Regions from separate parts of the Homo sapiens genome. Here all the other regions are linked to region 1. A link is a contact called in ENCODE Hi-C data. All regions are on one chromosome and are shown on one strand. Each heading gives the region's core, a stretch centred on a gene start or an enhancer-like site at or near the end of the contact. The rest is flanking DNA. Distances are from core to core; before and after follow the strand shown.

Evidence for each region. Hi-C counts contacts between places; a loop is a spot of excess contacts on that map. Pooled maps may share reads with other maps.
Region 2: a loop to region 1 is called in a map of naive thymus-derived CD4-positive, alpha-beta T cell, with 8 times the contacts of the local background. The contact joins the promoter of TMEM60 here to the promoter of CCDC146 in region 1. A Hi-C loop is called at or near these places in 1 of 168 maps with a recorded cell type or tissue (naive thymus-derived CD4-positive, alpha-beta T cell) and 11 of 50 pooled maps.
Region 3: a loop to region 1 is called in a map with no recorded cell type, with 12 times the contacts of the local background. The contact joins the enhancer-like site here to the promoter of CCDC146 in region 1. A Hi-C loop is called at or near these places in 1 of 37 single-sample maps with no recorded cell type and 5 of 50 pooled maps.

The regions. Positions count from the first base shown.
Region 1 is chr7:77,121,181-77,124,197 of GRCh38, reverse strand. It overlaps CCDC146 (coiled-coil domain containing 146), which reads right to left and starts at 1,583. Exons shown (of 19, transcript NM_020879.3): 1 at 1,466-1,583. It also overlaps the pseudogene FAM185BP. RefSeq lists a silencer at 1,798-1,897 and enhancers at 1,793-2,292, 2,293-2,794.
Region 2 is chr7:77,796,842-77,799,858 of GRCh38, reverse strand. TMEM60 (transmembrane protein 60) reads left to right here and starts at 1,425. Exons shown (of 2, transcript NM_032936.4): 1 at 1,425-1,605. PHTF2 (putative homeodomain transcription factor 2) reads right to left here and starts at 1,086. Exons shown (of 19, transcript NM_001395272.1): 1 at 888-1,086. RefSeq lists a silencer at 1,006-1,145 and an enhancer at 1,556-1,665.
Region 3 is chr7:77,757,884-77,760,900 of GRCh38, reverse strand. All of the region lies in intron 3 of RSBN1L (round spermatid basic protein 1 like), which reads right to left. Among named protein-coding and RNA genes, the nearest start is that of TMEM60, 39 kb to the left of the region's middle. Within about 2 kb of position 1,405, at least 5 of the 41 ENCODE cell types and tissues checked have a DNase peak (open chromatin) inside an H3K27ac peak, as active enhancers do.

The sequences.
Region 1 (3,017 bases), core at 334-2,833:
ATTATGCAACATAGAAAATTATAGTTCAGTTGCCAATTCCATTAACTTAGTTTGTCTCAGAAACGGAAAAATTACCATAGACACAGAATTAACTATTAAGAATTAATATTTAATCTAAAAATGTCTAGTGTTTCTACAGAAAATTTGAGTACATTCTCAACTTCCTTAAACCAGTGCCTTTTTCAAATTTCTTTTCAAAGTTACACCTGTCAATTTTCATAAAAAATAGTTTGAAGATTATTCTGAATAATTATAACCAATGAAACACAAAGACAAGAAAAGAACTATTGCAGTGGGCCCTTGCTGAACCTGAGCTAGCACCTATAATGAGTGAGTCTTCACCGAAAGAAGAATAAGGAGGGAGCAAGGACTAGAAGGACAGAAAAGAGGCAATGATAACTTAAGAGAACACTGAATTTTTAAAAATTTTAAAAAGGTAGTGGCTAGCAGAGAACCTGAGACTTGTACCCATGAGAACTTTAGCCCAGTCTATCTATCACGATAGCCCCAAGAATTCTGGTCATTGTACTTGGGTAAGGGCTTCAATTTTTTAAGGCACTTGCATTTTATGAAATGTTAGTGTTTGCAGGTGTCTTGGCTAAATAATTTAGGGAATACATTTTAGGAGGAAGTAGGGGCACAGAGGGGGAGAGAGAAACCAGGCAGGAAAGAAGAAAAAAAGAAGAAAATAAATCTTTCTGTTCCCATTATTTTACTGCCCATAGAATTATAAAAGGTAAACACACACACACACACACACACACACACACACACACACACACACACACACACACCTTATAGGGTCATTTAGAACCATCTTTCTTCATTTTAAAACTAAAGAAACAGGTCTAGGTGACACAGATGAAGCAGTGGCAGAGCCAGGAAAATAATCTGACCCTTGTCCCTGCTCTTTCCACCGCACCATGGTGACTCTCTTTTTTGTGTCTTTTTTTTTTTCACTCTAAAACTGATGATCATTTGTAGTCAAAGAGATCAATGCTATTCTCAAAACAAGTTCTGATCTCTCATAATTTTCTTGGTAACTCAGAATCAATGTTAAGTACGTTGAAATAAAAATACAGTACTTTACACGGTAATTTGGTAGACTGTGCACCACGGTCCCATCCATTTTCTTACTTGATCCTCACAAAAACCCTTTGAGGCAAGGCAAGGAAGGTATTATCATCTACATTTTTAAAGTGAGCAAATTAAAACCCAAAGTAAGGTCACTTAGGGTCAGGACGGAGCAAGTACTCTATTCCTATATTTGGAATATAGGAGGGAATACACTTCCAAAGAGGCAATTCCCTCAAAAAGCACCAATCTTGCTCTTTACTCTCTTACCAAGGCATTCTCCATGCCCTGGAGATGCCCGCACTAGGTTAGTGAAGCTTGGATCTTGACATCCACATAGGTTACTCCTAGTTTGCACCTAGTTGTCAACTTAAAAAGCGCAGTTTCTTACCCCTTCCCTTGGTCCTGATCCTTATTTAGGCTCCTATTTTTCTCTTTGGGATTTGGCCTCCTGGGTCTCACTCCAAAGCTCCACCCTCTCCAAACAAGAAGTCGCGTCCTTGGTATCCAAGGTGACCATGCAGCTTTACCCTCGTTGCCCCCTTCCGTGCTTCCCATTGGCCAGTGGCCTCCCATGTACCGCCCCTCCAATAGCCAATGGTCTTGAAACAAAGGGCGCCCGCCTTTCCAGCGATTCTAACACCTGCCCTCTTACCCGTGCTCCCCTGCGCATTGCCTCCTGGGATATGTGGTTTCTAAGAGGCGGAGCTCTGCGACTTTCCACCGCTTTAGAACTACGTATCCCGTCGGCCTTAGCGAAAGGGGGTGGACTTAGGCAAGGGGTCCAGGTCAGAGTTCAGAGCTTTCAAATCCCAACTTGCCCCTGGGGATTACGCAGCTGATGTTTACATCGCCTAGTCAAGCCAACCGGCTCGCTCTTGTTTCAGCAAACCCTGACTTACGTCTCCTATTTGACTTGAGGCGGCACAGTGGCCAAGTCGATTGGCCGTGGCAAGTGACCCTCCCTGTGGCTGAAGTGTTCTGAGGACTGGCGAGAGAGGCGCGCCATGCTTGCCCCCTGTTCAGGTTGGGAGCTTGGCTGCTTCCGTCTCTGTCTCCGTCAGGTCCGACTGTGGGCTGGCGCTGGGCGCTGGTCTTGCTGGGCTTGCCAAGCCAGGCCGTACAGCTCAGGTAGGGGCGAGCGCTGGCCCGGATCGGAGACTGAGGTCCCTCCGCCTGGCCCGGCGCGCCGAACTCTGAAGGAGTGGACACTGCAGGTGAGCCCGTTCGGTCGGCTGCGGGCGCGGCTCCCGTGCCACCTGGCCGTGAGGCCCCTGGACCCCCTCACCTACCCGGATGGCGACCGCGTGCTGGTCGCGGTGTGCGGCGTGGAGGGCGGCGTGCGGGGCCTGGACGGCCTGCAGGTGAAGTACGACGAGGATCTGGAGGAGATGGCCATTGTGTCTGATACTATCCACCCCCAGGCGTCCGTGGAGGTGAACGCGCCCCTGAAGTTTGGCAAGTGAAGTGAAGTGAAAACGGGTTTGGGTCCCAGGGAACGCACAGTGAACTTAATAAATTTGGTCGACGTGCACTTTTAATTGGTCCTGGCTTTCTAAACCTAATTTACAGTTGGCCCCTTCGGAAATGCAACTTTTCCTCTGTTCTATTCTTGAGTATCCGAGTAGTATTTAAAAAATTAGGTTCCCAATTATAGAAATTTTATACATCGAATGGAAACACGATTTGGTATAATCCAGGTCAAATTCTATTTCTGGAGCCGCTTGTGTTCTTCTTTATCCCGTTGTCATTAGCAAACTGGCTTATTTTTCAAGGTTGAAGTTTCTTGACAATTCATTCAATGGTATGGCAGTCCATCTACATTTCCCCTTGCTCACAGCCTGGGGGTGTGTCCCAAAACAGCCCTGTCAATAGGATGTTCCAGGTACCACCTGGTTTGAGTATTTGGTTTTAGACGGGCGCCCAGCTTCTTACTGTTATGT
Region 2 (3,017 bases), core at 176-2,675, 680 kb before region 1:
TGAATTTCAAAATTACTTGGCATGTAAAGTACACACTGAGATTAATAAATTGTTCCAGATTCTGCACTGCCCAGGTTAGTATAAGGCAGTTCCTTGTTTTCGCCACGCTAAAAATAAGAAGGGTGACAGATTAGTGACAGAATGATCCCTGAAGTTACACAAGGAGGTGCTGAGTTAGAAAGCCATGACTCGAAGGACAATACCAGAATGCTGGCTGTCAACACTGGGCAGATAAAAATAAGAAAAGCTGAAGCATGCTGATGGAGCACGGTATTGTTTCCAGACGGGAACTATCCCTTAAGGCCCATGCCTTAAGCACCCACTCCGCCGTGTTGGGATCAGAAAACTCGACTGCCGCCTGCTCAGAGGGGGCAGGGCAGCGACCCTCCTTCCACCTCCTCCAGCGCGCGAGCCGCCGCCCCCTCCCGAGCCCGCTCCTCCGGCCGCTAGCTGACATCTCCCCGCCAGCCGGGCTAGCCACCCGAGACCCCTGAACGCCCTTCCAGGACCCGACGACCCCTCAGCACAGCGCCAAGGGAAGGAAGCAAAGGACAGGGGCCTGGAAGCGGGGCCCGAGGGGCGGGTGGCGCGCTGGGCTTCGGCCCGTCACCATCAAGACTTGAGGACCGCGCGAGCTCGGGAGGAAGGCGGCTGAGCCTCCGCCACCGGCCGACTGATGAGAAGGGGTCGCGGCTGACCCCGGCCCTCAGGTACGGGAGACTGCCGGGAAAGTCGCCGGCGACGGAGGGCGACGCGTTGGCCCCGGAGCCCCCACCTCCATCCCGACGACCGCTCTCCTCCCTCGTCCCGATCCATCCTCGAAATTCTGTCAGAACTCGACGACCTCCACACTGCCCACCCGAGCGCGGAGGTGATGCCGCTCTTACCGTAGGAGCGAGCGCCGCGCCGCTAGGAGGCGGCTGAGGTGCGCGCGGGAGACTCCGAAGCTAGCGCCGCCGCCAACAGAGCCCAAGGAGCCACAACGAGGCTGCCCGCGGGCGCGCTGCCTCCAGAGGGTTGCCCCACCCCCTCTCCCGCAGGATTTTGCGCCGGAGCCTGCAGTCACTGCGCGCGGGCAGGGAGGATGGGAGGAGGGGCGGGGCGTCCCGAGAGGGCGGAGCTGAGCGCCGGCTGCTCTGATTAACATCTGTGGGCCCAATGGGAGCACGGAAACTCCAGGCTGATCTTGGACTGACTTCCCTACTAACCCGTGACAGTAGAGAGGCGGGACCAATGGGTCTTTTTATTGCCGCCTTTCTGTCGAACCCGAAAGTAAGGAAAGGTCGGTTGGTTTGCACTGGCGGACAAATGGTCCAATTACCGCGGAAAAGGGACCTCTGAATCCAGATTGGCGTCCTCTCTACCTATAGGGTAGGCTCAGGGGCGGTGAGAACCAGCCCCGGATGTGGGCGCGGCACTGAGGTAGAACTGAGAGATCCTCTACCGCAGTCGTTTGAGGAGGCGGAACTGAAGTTTTTTCTTAATTATCATGTGACGGGTTCTGGATTTAATGGGGGGAAAAGGGCGGAAAAGGACAAGGATCCAAACTGGCGAATTTGCTGATCTTCGCGTCCCTCTCCGCTTTCCGGCCGGCAGCGCTGCCAGGTGAGTCTGGGGCTCTGCCCTAGCCCGCACCGTACGCCGGCGCTGGTCTCCTGATGCTTCCGTGGGCTGTGCGGCCGACCCTCAACCCATCACACAGCCAGCCCCAAACGCGCACACGCCTGCTTGGCTCCAGGGCTTCTGTGCGCATCCAGCAGGAACCGTGTTAAACTCCAGCATGTGCTGGGCTTACAGCCCATGAAAGGGGAGCGTCCCGGTGGGGCGCCGCGAGCCGACTGTCGGTGTTTGCAGAAGGGCAAGTATAGTTTAGGAGCGTCCTGAAGTTCCAGGGGCAAATAGGCCCCCAGATGAGCTAAGTTGTAAGCAGAACGCTGTTCCTTTGGCCAAGGCTGTTGCTGCACGGGCTTTTCAAAAGCGACTCATTATGAAGAAGAATAAATATGTGGGCTCATGAAGCAAAATTATCTTTGGGATGAGGCAGGTTCACTTGGTAGACTACTGGCAGTGGCGAGAGAAGGGAAATGGGGGCTGATACCCAGCCGTGGGCTATGTGGGTGGGGCTCTATATATGTCCATACAGGGGTAACTCCGAAGGTTTTAAAAATGAGTAAGGAATCATTAACAAATATTTAACTGTCTTCCTAGTGCCAGAAATAACCACCTTAAATGGGAAACATTTTAGTTGAGCACATTTTTGGAGTACGCACCTCCCCCTTTCTTGTGGAGAGAATAGTAGGAAACATAACGACTGCTCAAATTGATGAAGACGTAAATGTAAAACTGGGATCGTATGTCATCGTTGTAGCTCAGCATACAGGCGTACAATCCTTCAATCGTCATTTAAGTATCAGCAGTGCTTCCCCATTGAGGGTATTTCCGTGCAAGAACATAACAGAATTTTGTTGCATCCCACATTATAAATCTTGTAGGCACAATAAGATTGTTACTTGCATCCTTTCACCTCCAGCCCTAAAGCACCTGTGGTAAGTACAGCCAAATGTAAGAAAAAAATGAAGCTTGTCTTATCCGATAGCAGATGGAACAGTTAGGTTTAAGCAAGTGTATAATCATAAACCGTTTTTCAGAGGTTCACAAAAACGGCCTGATAGATTGGAGGTGGGGATTGTGCAATTTACGGGATGAAATCCATCCATGGTTATTAATCAACACACACCCCTCCAACCCTGCTTCCAAATTCAGTCCCACATCCCACTCTATGGCAGCCTCTGGCCGGGAAAGGAAACCAACACAGAAAAATGCCTCCTTAGAAGCAAAATTACTGCAGTATGAAGCCTTTGCCAATTAAGTAAACAAGTTTAAGTGCCACTAGATGGGTATAAGGGAAAAGAGGTGAGTTAGGAGACTAATACTTAACTGTTGAAATAGAACAGATGTGTCCTCTTGCACTGTGATAGCCACCCACTATTTAAAGTAGTAGAGATGTTGCACAGTAC
Region 3 (3,017 bases), core at 156-2,655, 640 kb before region 1:
ATTTTGGGAGGCCAAGGCGGGAGGATCATTTGAGATCAAGAGTTTGATACCAGCCTGGCCAACATGACAAAACCCCGTCTCTACTAAAAATACAAAAATTAGCCAGGCATGGTGGCAGGTGCCTGTAATCCCAGCTACTCAGGAGGCTGAGTGAGGCACGAGAATGCTTGAACCCAGGAGGCGGAGGTTGCAGCCAGCGAGATCGCACCACTGCACTCCAGCCTGGGTGATAAAAGTGAAACTCAGTCTCAAAAAATAAGTTAACTAAATAAAAAATAATAATAGAATATACTTGCTTTCTAAAAAAAGAAATGCACTGAATTACAAAGATTATACATATAGTTCCTCTTGATTTAGGTATATAGATGTGTCAGAACACAATAAAAGACAGGCATGATAATTATGTATTTGTGGAAAAGCTTATATTTAAATAGTGGCCTTCAGAAGAAATATAACATATTTAATCTAAATCTCCTCCCCCTCCCCACAAAACCCCATGACCATCATGGCCACATTTTCACTTTTCCCCTTGTATATTCTCTATAAATATTATGAAGGGAAAAAAGAAAGCAGAAGTAGGAGACCTATTGTACCCATTGCCAGTAAGTGTCAATACCAAAATCTGAGAAGCTTTGGTTAACATAAAATGAAATAATTGTTTAAACTAATATTCGACTTATATAATGTAATCTTTAAAAAAAACACTTTAGGATTCTGAGGTGGGCTTGCTACAAAGGGAAAAAAGTAGCCTATTCTTAACAGGAAATATGTTGCCAAAAACAAATCTATAAGATTTTTTACTTATTGCTGTTTTCTCTTATGTAATTACGAAAACTGCTGCAAGGGGGAAAAGGCAAATATAGTAATAACAAGTAATTTTTTAAAAAACCCCAAAGAACGACTCACTTGAAACAACCTGCTGTTTCCCAAAACATGTTCCCTGAAGAGAGAGCTCTACAGTCCACTAAGTTTGGAAAACCCTTCTTGTTTAGGAGGCTCACCACGCACACTGGCTATTAAAGTTTCTGAGGAGTCTCACTGCAAACAAATATTACTTATTTGGTCCAGCATTACACTATTTTGGACTTCAAAACCTGTTTTTTTTGTACTTGTTTTAGTATACCTATCAACATTCCAAGATATTAAAAGTTCCTCAGAATACCTTCATAGTGATCCACCATAAATATGGAGATACAGATATTTTTAGCTTGTATCAGCACCAATGTGAAGAAAATACAAAAACAGGATCATTATTAGAGCCAAAGAATTGAGGGGGGTGGGAGCAGAAGCTGTTGATTCAATTCTGCTGAGGTTTTTTTTAGCGGGTGGGGAGGAGAGTCCCTTATTTTTAAAAACAAGGCCTGCTCAGGACATTCTGAGGCAATCTAAACATGTCATAAATGACTGTGCCACAAGGGGGAGCCATTATCCATCACTTCTGGCAGATGGTTTCTAATCAAAATAGGCAATATTTAACCAACATTTTATTTCAAAAATACCCATATAACGGCAACTAAAATAAGAACGAAAGTATTATCCATTTTAAAATTAGTAAAATAAAGGGGGAAAGCTTTTTGATTATTATTAGAGCATCTGGTCCCTGACACGATATTTTGTATAGATCAGTTCTTAAGTATTTGGGGAGCATGGGGCAGGCACAATTGGTCAAAATGAAAATTTAGTACAAAGGCAAGCAATGTTTCAAAGATGAAACATCAAATTGCTTTTAGTAGCCTAACACAGTGAATGGCCCCAGCACAAATTCAACAAATGCTAGTGTTCTGCCCCAACTCTACAGTGAAGCAGGTCTAACAGTCAGATCAGATTTAATAAGTTTCATTATTAAAATAATAGACTTTTAATCATCAGTTAACACTTTGACATAAGTTACCTGAGAAATAACTTAGAACCACAATACAATAAAAATAAGATTTAGAGTTTGGAAGTGGAGGAAGGGTGGTTAGAAAACAACTACTCCAGTTTTCACATTCTCACAGTTCTTAGTACAGGGTTCCAGAGTATGTACACTGATTAAACATAGTGACAAGACAGAAATCTAATTTATTTCTTGACAGAGAAAATTCCTATTTTATTTGCCTTTTTCTATCCCTACGGTAGAACACAGGAGCACAATAAATGTCTGAGTGAATATTTGAATGAAATACAGATGCTAGAAAACCTAAAACGAACGTGGTCAACTGCAAATGGCCCCAAATTCTTCCCAGGCCTGTATGCTCACTCCTGTGCAATGTGATTTTGCCACTCCTGTCATCAAGAAGTGGAGTCTATTAATGCGCACACACAAAAAAAGAAAGAATGAATAAAGCCTACGATTTCACTGCACAACAGGGTGACTATAGTCAGTAATAATTGCACATTTTAACTAAAAGAGTGTTGTTAACTGGATTGTTTGTAACTCAAAGGATAAATGCTTGTGGAGATGGACACCTCATTCTCCATGATGCACTTATTTCATATTGCATGCTTGTATCAAGACATCTTATGTACCCCATAAATATATACATCTACTATGTACCCACAAATATTAAAAATTTAAAGGATTTTTTAAATAGGCCGAGCACTTTGGGAGGCCAAGGTGGCACATGCCTAATCCCAGCTATTTGGGTGACTGAGGCACAAGAATCACTTGAACCTGGGAAGTTGCAGTGAGCCGAGATCGCACCACTGCACTCCATCCTGGACAATGACCTGTTAAAATATATATAATTCACAACTTCTACCATCATATAAGAAAATACAAAACACATATAACATTACTATATATACTCTTTTATCGATTAAAAACAGTGCTACTTAATTACCTAGAGGATAGCATTATCATGAATTTCTTTCTTTTTTTTTGAGATGGAGTCTCACTCTGTCGTCCAGGCTGGAGTACAGTGAGACTCTGTCACAAGAAAAAAAATTAAAGTAAAATGAATAAATAACCTAAAAGAAGTGGAGTCTATTTTTCCACACGAATCTGGGTTTCACCATGTGACTTCCCTTTGTCAATG